Linked DNA regions of Homo sapiens: region 2 is linked to region 1. A link is an interaction called in ENCODE POLR2A ChIA-PET data of the cell type or tissue named here. Cell type or tissue: CD4-positive, alpha-beta T cell. All regions are shown on one strand.

Region 1 (5,000 bases):
ATCAATTTCTCAAAAAAGACAAGAGAACCCAATAGAAAAGGGACAAATGTTTGGACTGTTCACAAAAAGGGAGCGTGTGTCTTTTCCTCTTTATGTTCAGCCTCACTCACAATAAGAGAAATATAATTTTAAAATACATTAAGATTTTATTTTTCAACCTGTCAGGTTTGCAAAAATTCATTCTGTTGGTGAGGCTGGGTGTAAATAGACAACCTCATACAAGTCCAATGGAGAGAAATTTGGAAATGGCTATCAATATTAACTGCACCTATGTTTTGACCCAGCAGTTTCAGTTCTGTGAATCTATTGTAAGGATGTACTTGCATATGTGCAAAATCAGTTATATATAAGTTTATGGATCACAGTTTGGTTTATGATAGCTAAACTTAAGAAATCACCCAAATGGCCCACAGCAGGGGACTGGTTCATCAAATAGGACACATCCACACAATGAACTACTATGTAGCTGTGAAAAGAATCAAGATGCTCTCTTTGTACTAACATAGAAGGATTTAGAAAATATACTAAAAGAAACAAAAAGAATGCTCCCTTTTGGCCAGTCACGGTGGCTCACGCCTGCAATCCCAGCACTTCAGGAGGCCGGGGAGGGCAGATCACCTGAGGTCAGGAGTTCAAGACCAGCCTGGCCAACATGGCGAAACCCTGTCTCTACTAAAAATACAAAAGTTAGCCGGATGTGGTGGTGTGCGTCTGTAATCCCAGCTACTCGGGAAGCTGAGACGGGAGAATCGCTTGAACCCGGGAGGTGGAGGTTGCCTTGAGCTGAGATCATGCCCCTGCACTCCAGCCTGGGCAACAGAGGGAGACTCTGTCTCAAAAAAAAAAAAAAAATGCTGCCTTTTATATAAAGAAAGTGGCAAATGTAATAATGTATTTTTGTATTTGCCTTCTATACTTGAAGAAAGTTTGGAGGGATACCTAATGACTTTGGATAACTGGAAGTATAAGAAGTGAACGCAGATATTGGGCAGGTGGGTGACACTGGGAGAAGAGACTCTACACTGTCCGTCTTTGTACACACAAACACACATACACACACAAGTTTGTATCACATGATTGTTAACAAAAAATTAATTTTAAAAAGAAATGGGGCTGGGCCAGGTGGCTCACGCCTGTAATCGCAGCACTTTGGGAGGCTGAGGTGGGCAGATTACCCAGAGTTCAAGACCAGCCTGGCCAACATGGCGAAACCTTGTCTCTACTAAACATATAAAAATTAGCCAGGCGTGGTGGTGGGCCCCTGTTATCCTGGCTACTTGGGAGGCTGAGGCAGGAGAATTGCTTGGACTCAAGAGGTGGAGGTTGCAGTGAGCCAAAATTGCGCCACTGGGCAACAGAACCAGGCTCTGCCTCAAAAAAAAAAAAAAAAAAAAAAAAGAAATGGGCTAGCCTGGGAAGAGGCAGCAGAGGATAATGGTTACCTCCTTTGTGTAAGAAGCACGATTCATTCAAGTGAGAATTCAAAGTCTGTTCTGAATGCCATTCAGTCCACATCTGTACATTTTCTGCCCCACCCCCACCCCCCACCGAAGGTGCATTGTGTGAACCGACCTTGGGGAGGGAGTATGGGTGTGCATGTGTGTGAGCTCTCAGGGTGTTTCTCCTTCTTCATGATATCCTGGTTGCTATAGTGTGGAGATCTGTTTGTGACACACAGAAAACACTTTAAAGAAACACTGCTTCCTGACCATGACTTCCTGGGCAATCTGTCCTTCCTCAGACTGTTGAGTGCCAGACGTTTATATGCATGTCTGGACAGAGAGTGAGCCTGGCTCATTCAGACCCTGGGCACCATTCAGAGCAGAACTCAGTGGTAAGGAACAGCTTTCTTTCCACTGAAGATTCGCGCAAGCCGTGCCCCACAGGGCAGCGTCTCCTGGCGGCTTTGACTCAAGGGCGTTGGCACGGGCACCCCCATCTTTCTTCTTTCCTCAGGAGCCCATTGTACCGTTGGCTGTGCCCCTGCACCTTCAGCACCCAGGCACCAAGGGGAGCCGTTTTTCATACCAAACCACCAGTGAAAACAGGAAGTGATGAAGCAAAATTCACCCTGCATCTGCACTGAGTGACTTCTCTTTCTTTTTCTGTCATTCCTCATTAGGTATAGACACGTGTGGCCGTTTACGCTGTAGGATCCTCATTCCCACTGGCTTTGAACATTTTGGGGACTTACAATGCCGCCACCCGCGGACATCGTCAAGGTGGCCATAGAATGGCCGGGCGCCTACCCCAAACTCATGGAAATTGATCAGGTTAGTAACGTGACAGCATTGGGTGTCTATTTTCAGTTTCCTTTCTATACTGGAATTTTCATAGACTTTGGATAGCTCACTCTTCTCCCTTTCTCTCTCTAGCTGTGTTGAAAAATCTGTGCAATAATAGTTGCAATGTGCTTGATTTCTGTAGCACATACAGTGATGGATGGGGTTTTTATACTCTTCCAGCATCCACTTGGATTGTGTCAATACAGGATTTGTGTCTGAAGCTAGGAAGGAGGTGGGAGGGACAAGTGGATCGGGCCCTGGGCAGTTGACACAGTGGAGGCTGCCCCATCCCTGCCTTGCCATGACACATGGATATGTGCAGATTGTTGGAACACAGGCAAGACAAAACTTAATTTTTAAAATCCCTTTTTTTTCATTTTTTGCAGAAGCAGCCAAATGCATTGGTACTTTGTTATATTAATAGCTTTGTAATGAAATTAGTATAGAGGGGTTCAGTCTTGGATTTCAGCCAATTGTAATTTTTATTTTTAGTGTAAAATTCACAATGTGTCTAGCATATTGTCTGCCATGTAGTAAATACTCAACAAATGTTTATTGAATTAAAAAATATCAAGAAGACTTATAAAAGTGGCTTGACCCATAAAGGCATCCTTTAACTTGAATCTTGAGAATTGTATGGTGTGATTCTCATGCACTATTTGATTATAGGTTATCTCAGAATGGTTACTTTTGTCCTCACTTTACTGTAGTCACTCTAGAGCAAATGATTTAAGGAATAAAAGGTTGAGACCTATTATATACTTACAGGTTTCATAATGTATATAGTATAGGGTTCTAGATGGCTTTCTACATTTTCAAAATTACAATAACCATGGCAACTCCAATCTTTATGTTCTCCATACTATTTTACAATTATGATTTACAATTTTTTTTCCTGGTCAGATTTTATTATCTGGTGGCAGATCAATGCGAGAGTTATATGGAATTGTGCGAATCCAAAGGAATCATTAAAATGAATTATACGGGTCAGCTCAGAATTAATTGAACTTAAACTCAAATGTAAGAAAGGGTAAATTTTTGGGATTTTTGTCAAAAAAGCTGTTATCAGACCACACATCATTGTCATTTTAACTGCTCTCTGAGGTAGTTTTCTACTGACTCAAGAAGGAACCTATACAAACAGAGAAAAGTAGAGATGCCTAATAGTTTCGGATATATTTGAGTCAGGCAACAGATGCTTATCTGCTTTCATATGTGGTTTGAGATGCTAGTTAAAATTTACCTTAAGAAAATGTTTGGAGATACTCGGTGCAGACTAAATGTAGTTTGGATTAGGTTTGGCCACAGCCTAAGAGACCAGTGGCTTCAGTGAGATGGAAGTTGGTCTCACACACGTGTAGAGAGGTCCTGAATGCCCCGCAGTGGCATGCACTGGGGCCCTCTGTCTTGTTGCATTGCCCTTCTCAATCTGTGGAGCTTTGGACCACATGCTTGGGCATCACCCGAAAGCACATTAGAAATGCAGAATCTCTGGTCTTATTCCAGACCTCCTGACCCAAGTCTGCATTTTAACAAGATCTCCAGGGTATCCCTGTGTGTAGTTCAATCTGAGACGTGCTGAGCTGGATACCTGGTGCCCAAGCCCGAGTACTAATCAGAATTACCCAGGCACTTATTCGAAATAACTATTTTCAGTGGTCCCATCCCAAGAGACTCTAATTTAGTGGTTCTGGTAAACTATTTAATTTTGATTCTGCCATGGTCAGTGCAGTTTGGGAACCTCTGCTTTAAGACAGCAGCTCTTGATAGACAGTCCTCCTCCTTACCTGTGAGGTTAGTGTAGTGTTCTCTGCCTTTGGAGATGGCCTTTGCTATGTGTGTGTTTTAATATATATATTTTTAAATTATCTGCTTATTTTGGAATAATTTTAGATTTACAGAAAATTACAAAGATTGTATATGCTTACATTTATACCCTATTTCCAGTTTCCCCTTATGTTAATATCTTAATCTTGGTACATTAGTCAAAACTAAGAAATTGACATTGGTACATCACATTAACATAACTACCAACTTTATTTGGATTTCACCGGATTTTCCACTAATGTCCTTATTCTGTTCGAGGATCCAATCCAGGGATACGAATTGTCACGTTTCCTCAGTCTCCTTCCGTTTTGGACAATTTCTCAGTCTTTCCTTGTTTTTCATGGCCTGATAGCTTTGACAAGTAATTTTATGTTGATACAATTTTAAACACACAAAAATTGCCAGGATAGTACAAAGAACTCTGTACCTACTTTTTCTGAACCATTTGATGGAGCCCTGGAAGCACCATCCCCCTTCACCCCTGAACACTCAGTGTGTATGTCCCTAAGATTGTAGCCATTCTCTTACATAATAATCACAGTACATTTATAAAACCAGAAATAAATTGAATACTGGTATAATGCTATCGTCAAATTCACAGTTCGTAATCCATATTCAAATTCCATCAGTTGTCCCAATAAGATCCTCTATAGCTATTTTCTCTCTGGTGTAATATCCTGTCCAGGATCATGTACTATGTTTATTGTCAGGTCTCTTTGATCTCCATTGATCTTTAGAAATTTCTCAGTCTTTATCTTTTGTGACCTTGACATTTTTGTAGAGTACAGGACAGCTATTTTAGGAAAAGTCTTCAGTTTGGGGTTCTCTCACATATCCTGCTGATCAGATTCGAGTTTTGTATTTTTGGCAGAAATGTAGAGAAATGAT
Region 2 (5,000 bases), 99 kb before region 1:
GGTTGGGGGACAGAAAAAGACCCCATCTCTTTAAAAAAAGAGTCTGAGAACTTCTGCACTGTCCATAATAAAAGGATCATGAAGGCCAGTCATTCCACAGGGTGTGGCTCCCAGGACCATGTGTGTGGCCATGAAAGCCTTCCAGTATGCCAGCACAGCATTTTTAGGTTCAGCAAAGCCAGCCTGCATGTACAATGCACACACTGGTTGCAATGCTTATTTCCCTGGATAATTTGGGTTGTTTGAGTGTTAACAATTGGAACTTATCTATATTAGCCAGAACTAAAGCCTGCAAAGCCATATCATGATTCCTGATTACATTAACTACTTGTGTCTTAGTGCTGTATTTTCTAACCTGTTACAATATAAGTGCAGGTACGGTACGAGCAGAATTTGGTCATTGGCCTAAGGTGGGGTGAACAGTTAAGTATCAGATAGGAATACGTGTGGGAGAAGGAATGCTAGCTCATCAAACAGAATTAACTACAGTAACAAACTGGCATAGTGCTGAGTCGAGAAATTAGTCACATGTATAAATAGAAGGAGACGATTCTCAGTGTTCCGGGCCCCCACAAACACTGATTTCCAGAATCTGAACAGAATTATTATTGGAACTTCAATTTTAGGAATTGAGGCTACAGTTTTGACTGTTTTAGTTCTAACAGTTAAGGTAGAAAACAAAACTTTCCTCAGTAGAAAACACTGGAGAGGCACAACTTGCTGGACTAAGGACTGAGATGTGTTCAGTGGGTTGTACTCTGGATAGGGAATGGTGGTTTGAGGGAATGAAAATCAGGTAAGCCCTATAAAGCATTCTCTCAGTGGAGGTGGAGTCATAGGATCAATGCGACATTTTTCTCTGTGGCCTGACACACCCTTCCTCTGGGGATGCTGTTTTGGAAATGATGGAGAACAGTCAGAATAGTATTGTTATCCCATTTTACAGATGTGGCTTGGAGGAATGAAATGTCACAAGCATACTTAGAGAGTGCATCTGAGCCTTAAACCCAACTTTTCTGACTCGTTTTACTGCGTTGTTTCTTTCTCCTGCACCATGATGTCTGCACTGGTTAGTTCCTTCTTTTGTTGGTTCACTGGACTTGCCAGCCTCTGAGGCCAGGATGCCATGTGGAGCTATGCTGCAGTGGTGTCCAGAGAGGCTCTTCACTCCTGTATGTCCTGCAGATGGATGTGCCCTGGGTTGCCATGGTATCCAGGGATGTCAATGCTGCCACTGAGTCCTAGTTCTTCAGAGTCAATCCCTCTCTTTGGGTATCTCATTCTAAAGTTGACCTTAGTTTTGAGAGTCAATGGATTCTTCTCTCAGGGACAGTATGTCCATCAGCCAACCTCATGATATTGAAGCATATGAGCTAGAATGCAATTTATTAATAAAAAATGAGAACAGTATTTGCCAAGAAGAATGGGCGTTTATTCTTTAGCCAACATTTTTCCTCTGTGGATGAGTCATGGTGAAGGCAAAAGCATGGAACCACCTGGGAAGGAACCAGTTGGAAGGGGAATATACTTGACAGTGTTTTCCAGCTCCTCATAACTTTTGCTAATTCTCTTGTTGATAGATTCATACCAACTAAGAAAACCAGAGACTGGAGTCCTTTGACCGTGATGGTTTCTCCTTTGGGCGATGCTGAGGCTACTTGTACGGTTCTTTTTCTACTTGTAGGCTGTTGGCCATTTTACTGACCCATTATTTCAGGCAGTGTCAGCCTCAGTGCTATTGACATTTCGGGCTGGATAATCCTTTGTTGTAAGGGCTGTCCTGTGTACTGTCGAATGTTTACTGCCTTCCCTGGCCTCTGTTCACTAATGCCAGTACATTAGTCGTTTGTGACAACCCCAGATGTCTCCAGGTATTGCAGATTGTCCTATCAATTTTCCTGTCCCCAAGCTGAGAACTGCTGCTTTGTCTTCCTGTGTTAGTGAGACCAGTTGTGTGTTATCAGATAGTCTAGACTTTCAACAGCAGTTATAAGTGCCCCAGTTTTCTCCTTACTGGTTATTCCTTAGAGTCTAAGGTGGTGTATTAATAAATGAGAGGGCTCACCCTTTATGTTCATTTCTTTCCTCCAGCTCTCCAAGTTTCCTTTCTAGCTCTCTTCTCTCTTATACTGCAGTTGTTTCTCTAATCCAAATGTTTTTCAAGTTTCCTTTCCATGCATGTTTCTTCCTAGTACCTGTGGCTGAAAAACACTGTAACTAGTGAGTTTTTGTCTCAGTTTCTTAACAACGTTTTGAATTCTGACCACTGGTTACTGCCTTAACTGTAACCTTTACATAATGGCAATAAGATAAATGAAATGAGGGAGGTGGGTAGCAAAGCTCAGCTTGGCTTGTTCAGAGGCCTTTGTCACAAGACAAAGGAAATGTCTGTGTGGGAATGAGTTAAGTGAGTTCAGTGCCTCCTCCTTTGCTTGTCAAATCCACCTTGACTAGTTGGATAGTAATGGTTATTGATATTCCATTAGTGCGACCAGGACATTGTAGCAGGTCAGGGAGAAGCCTTCAAGGTACTGCTTTATGCGAAGTCCTTTCCCACTTTGTATATTAGATTTCTGTCCTAATCTTGCCATGTTAACTTTCTTATGTAATTATCTGTCAGCCTTTTATTTACCTTCTCTGCTTGGCTGCTGTCGTAGTCCAGAACACCATCGAGTGGCTTAAGTGCCGTAGAAATATGCTGGGTTATAGACTAGCTATGACTCCCCTAGGCAGCCGCCTTCTTACAGTTCACCAGCCCTATAGCAACCCTCCACCCTTCCTTCCGCCCTTTGTGTCTTTTTTTTTTTTTCAGTTCAGAATTGCATTTAGAACGCCAGAGTTTTGTGCTGTGGGGTTCAGTGGCAGAGCTGGATGAGCTGTATTTTCCAGGCTGCTACACACAATTACCCTTAATTTTGAAGAGTAATCCATTTCAAAATAATTTTTTTTTTGTTTTTGGTCTCTTTAGCCCAAATGCGTAACCACAGCTGGCTTTACCCTTGGCCCTCAGAAAGCATGTGGCTTGGGAGGTAGAGCTAGTGGAGGAGTTTGGTCAGATTGCTCATTTTTGGTCAAGTGAGGAGTGAATTCCAATAACACTCAGTAAGGCTGGTTTTTATTTGACTCCCGTCCACCCCTCCAACTCTCCCCACCCCACAGTTTCCTAGATTTTTTTTTTTTTTTGAGATGGAGTCTCACTCTGTCACCCAGGCTGGAGTGTAGTGGCGCGATCTTGGCTCACTGCAAGCTCTGCCAACCGAGTTCAAGCGATTCTCCTGCCTCAGCCTCCTGAGTAACTGAGATTACAGATGCCCACCACCATGCCTGGCTAATTTTTGTATTTTTATTAGAGATGGGGTTTCACCATGTTGGTCAGGCTTGTCTCAAACTCCTGACCTCGTGATCCACCCGCCTCAGCCTCCCAAAATGCTGGGATTACAGGTGTGAGCCACCACACCCAGCCTCTTTGTTTTTTCTTTCTTTTTCTTTTCTTTTCTTTTTTTTTTTTTTGAGCTAGAGTCTTGCTCTGTTGCCCAGGCTGGAGTGCAGTGGCACGATCGTGGCTCACTGTAACCTCTGCCTCTTGGGTTCAAGTGATTCTTCTGCCTCAGCCTCCCCAGTAACTGGGACTACAGGTGCCTGCCATCACACCTGGCTAATTTTTGTATTTGTAGTGGAGACAAGGTTTCACCATATTGACCAGGCTGGTCTCGAACTCCTGACCTTGTGATCCGCCTGCCTTGGCCTCCCAAAGTGTTGTGATTACAGACATGAGCCACTGTGCCTGGCCCCTAGATTTTTTTATAGTGGACTTGTGCCTCAGTTATTCCAATTGTGGGCCACTCTGGGAAGTGACCACTACTCAGAAATTTTGGTTTGGGGGAGTGGGACCGATTCTTTGATATATTAAATAATAAGTGCTTTGTACATATATGTGTGTGTGAGAGAAAGACACACACACACACACACACCCATGCAGCTCTAATAATGAAAGGCCTTTAGAAGCAAAGAAACAATTATATCAGCTGCTAAATCCTGTTTTCTCCAGTGCTGTCACTTTTATAGTAAGTCAGCACAAATCACATGAAATTAAACATTTTGTCAAGGAATGAATATGTTTCCATCATCTCTAGGCTTACTCCACTGCCAGGAAGCGACTTTGACTCATTAGAACTACTTTCTCAATTACTGTCCATTCTCCAACTGAAGGTTTTTGAGAAACATTTGCTTGGGTTTATATGAGAGAAGCACAGTAAAGCTTTATTTATTAATTGTAGTATATTTTAAAAACAGATGTTGAGCTTATCCTTAAAATGTATATAAATATTTTCAAGCTAAACTATTGCTGGGCTTATAGCCCTGATCATAATGCTTCATTCAGTCATTCAAGTCAGTCAACAGCCACTTTGCTTGTAATTTGTATGCTGTAGCCTGGGCACTCCATATGTGGAGAAGGGGTAGGGAGGGCTGTAACAGGCAAATCTGTTTAGAGACAGTCATAACAGTATGCTAAAGGTATGTTTACCGTGATTGCAGATCACAGAGGTAGGTGTTCACAAATGAGGTGACTTTTGAGAAAGATCTGGAAAGCTGAGTATTAAGAGAAAGAATATGATACATCCAGGGAATATAGCAATCAGGGTGATGGAGGACAGTCTGGAAGGGGCTTTATGTCAGCAATCCCAGGAGCTGGGCATTTGGATTCAGCAGAAAGGAAAGCCAAAGGCTTTTAGGCAAGGAAAAGATGCAGTGCATTCCAGTGAGAGCAACCTGGAGGATAGATTAGATGGTACAGCTGGAGGGAGGGGCAGAGGAAAGATGGGAGCTCCTGCTAGGCCTGCTCAAATAAATACATGGTCTTGGTCAGATGAATAAATAAACAAAGCAGTGTGCTTGCTGTGCCAATGCAACTAGGAGACAGGTTGTCCAGCCCCCGCCTTCCAGCGGGTGCCAGCCAGAGTCTGAGCAGAGGTAAAGGAGGGGAGGCCAGCACTCACCGT

The links. Peaks named below come from ENCODE experiments on the same cell type or tissue, not always from the same donor. Only the 100,000 strongest peaks of a DNase experiment are listed, where the experiment ranks them.
Region 2: POLR2A ChIA-PET joins it to region 1 with 6 read pairs; 10 of 35 experiments call an interaction of 5 or more read pairs at or near these places.

Annotation. Positions count from the first base shown.
Region 1 is chr7:37,339,886-37,344,885 of GRCh38, reverse strand. ELMO1 (engulfment and cell motility 1) reads left to right here. Exons shown (of 22, transcript NM_014800.11): 2 at 2,123-2,273. The coding sequence starts at 2,196. Among named protein-coding and RNA genes, the nearest start is that of ELMO1, 110 kb to the left of the region's middle. RefSeq lists enhancers at 1,529-1,768, 2,009-2,128. In CD4-positive, alpha-beta T cell, a CTCF peak has its summit at 1,937; DNase peaks (open chromatin) are centred at 1,625 and 1,975; H3K4me3 peaks cover 2,615 bases; H3K27ac peaks cover 1,867 bases.
Region 2 is chr7:37,438,952-37,443,951 of GRCh38, reverse strand. All of the region lies in intron 1 of ELMO1 (engulfment and cell motility 1), which reads left to right. Among named protein-coding and RNA genes, the nearest start is that of ELMO1, 7.4 kb to the left of the region's middle. In CD4-positive, alpha-beta T cell, no CTCF peak of the experiment used is centred here; a DNase peak (open chromatin) is centred at 2,771; H3K4me3 peaks cover 922 bases; H3K27ac peaks cover 1,996 bases.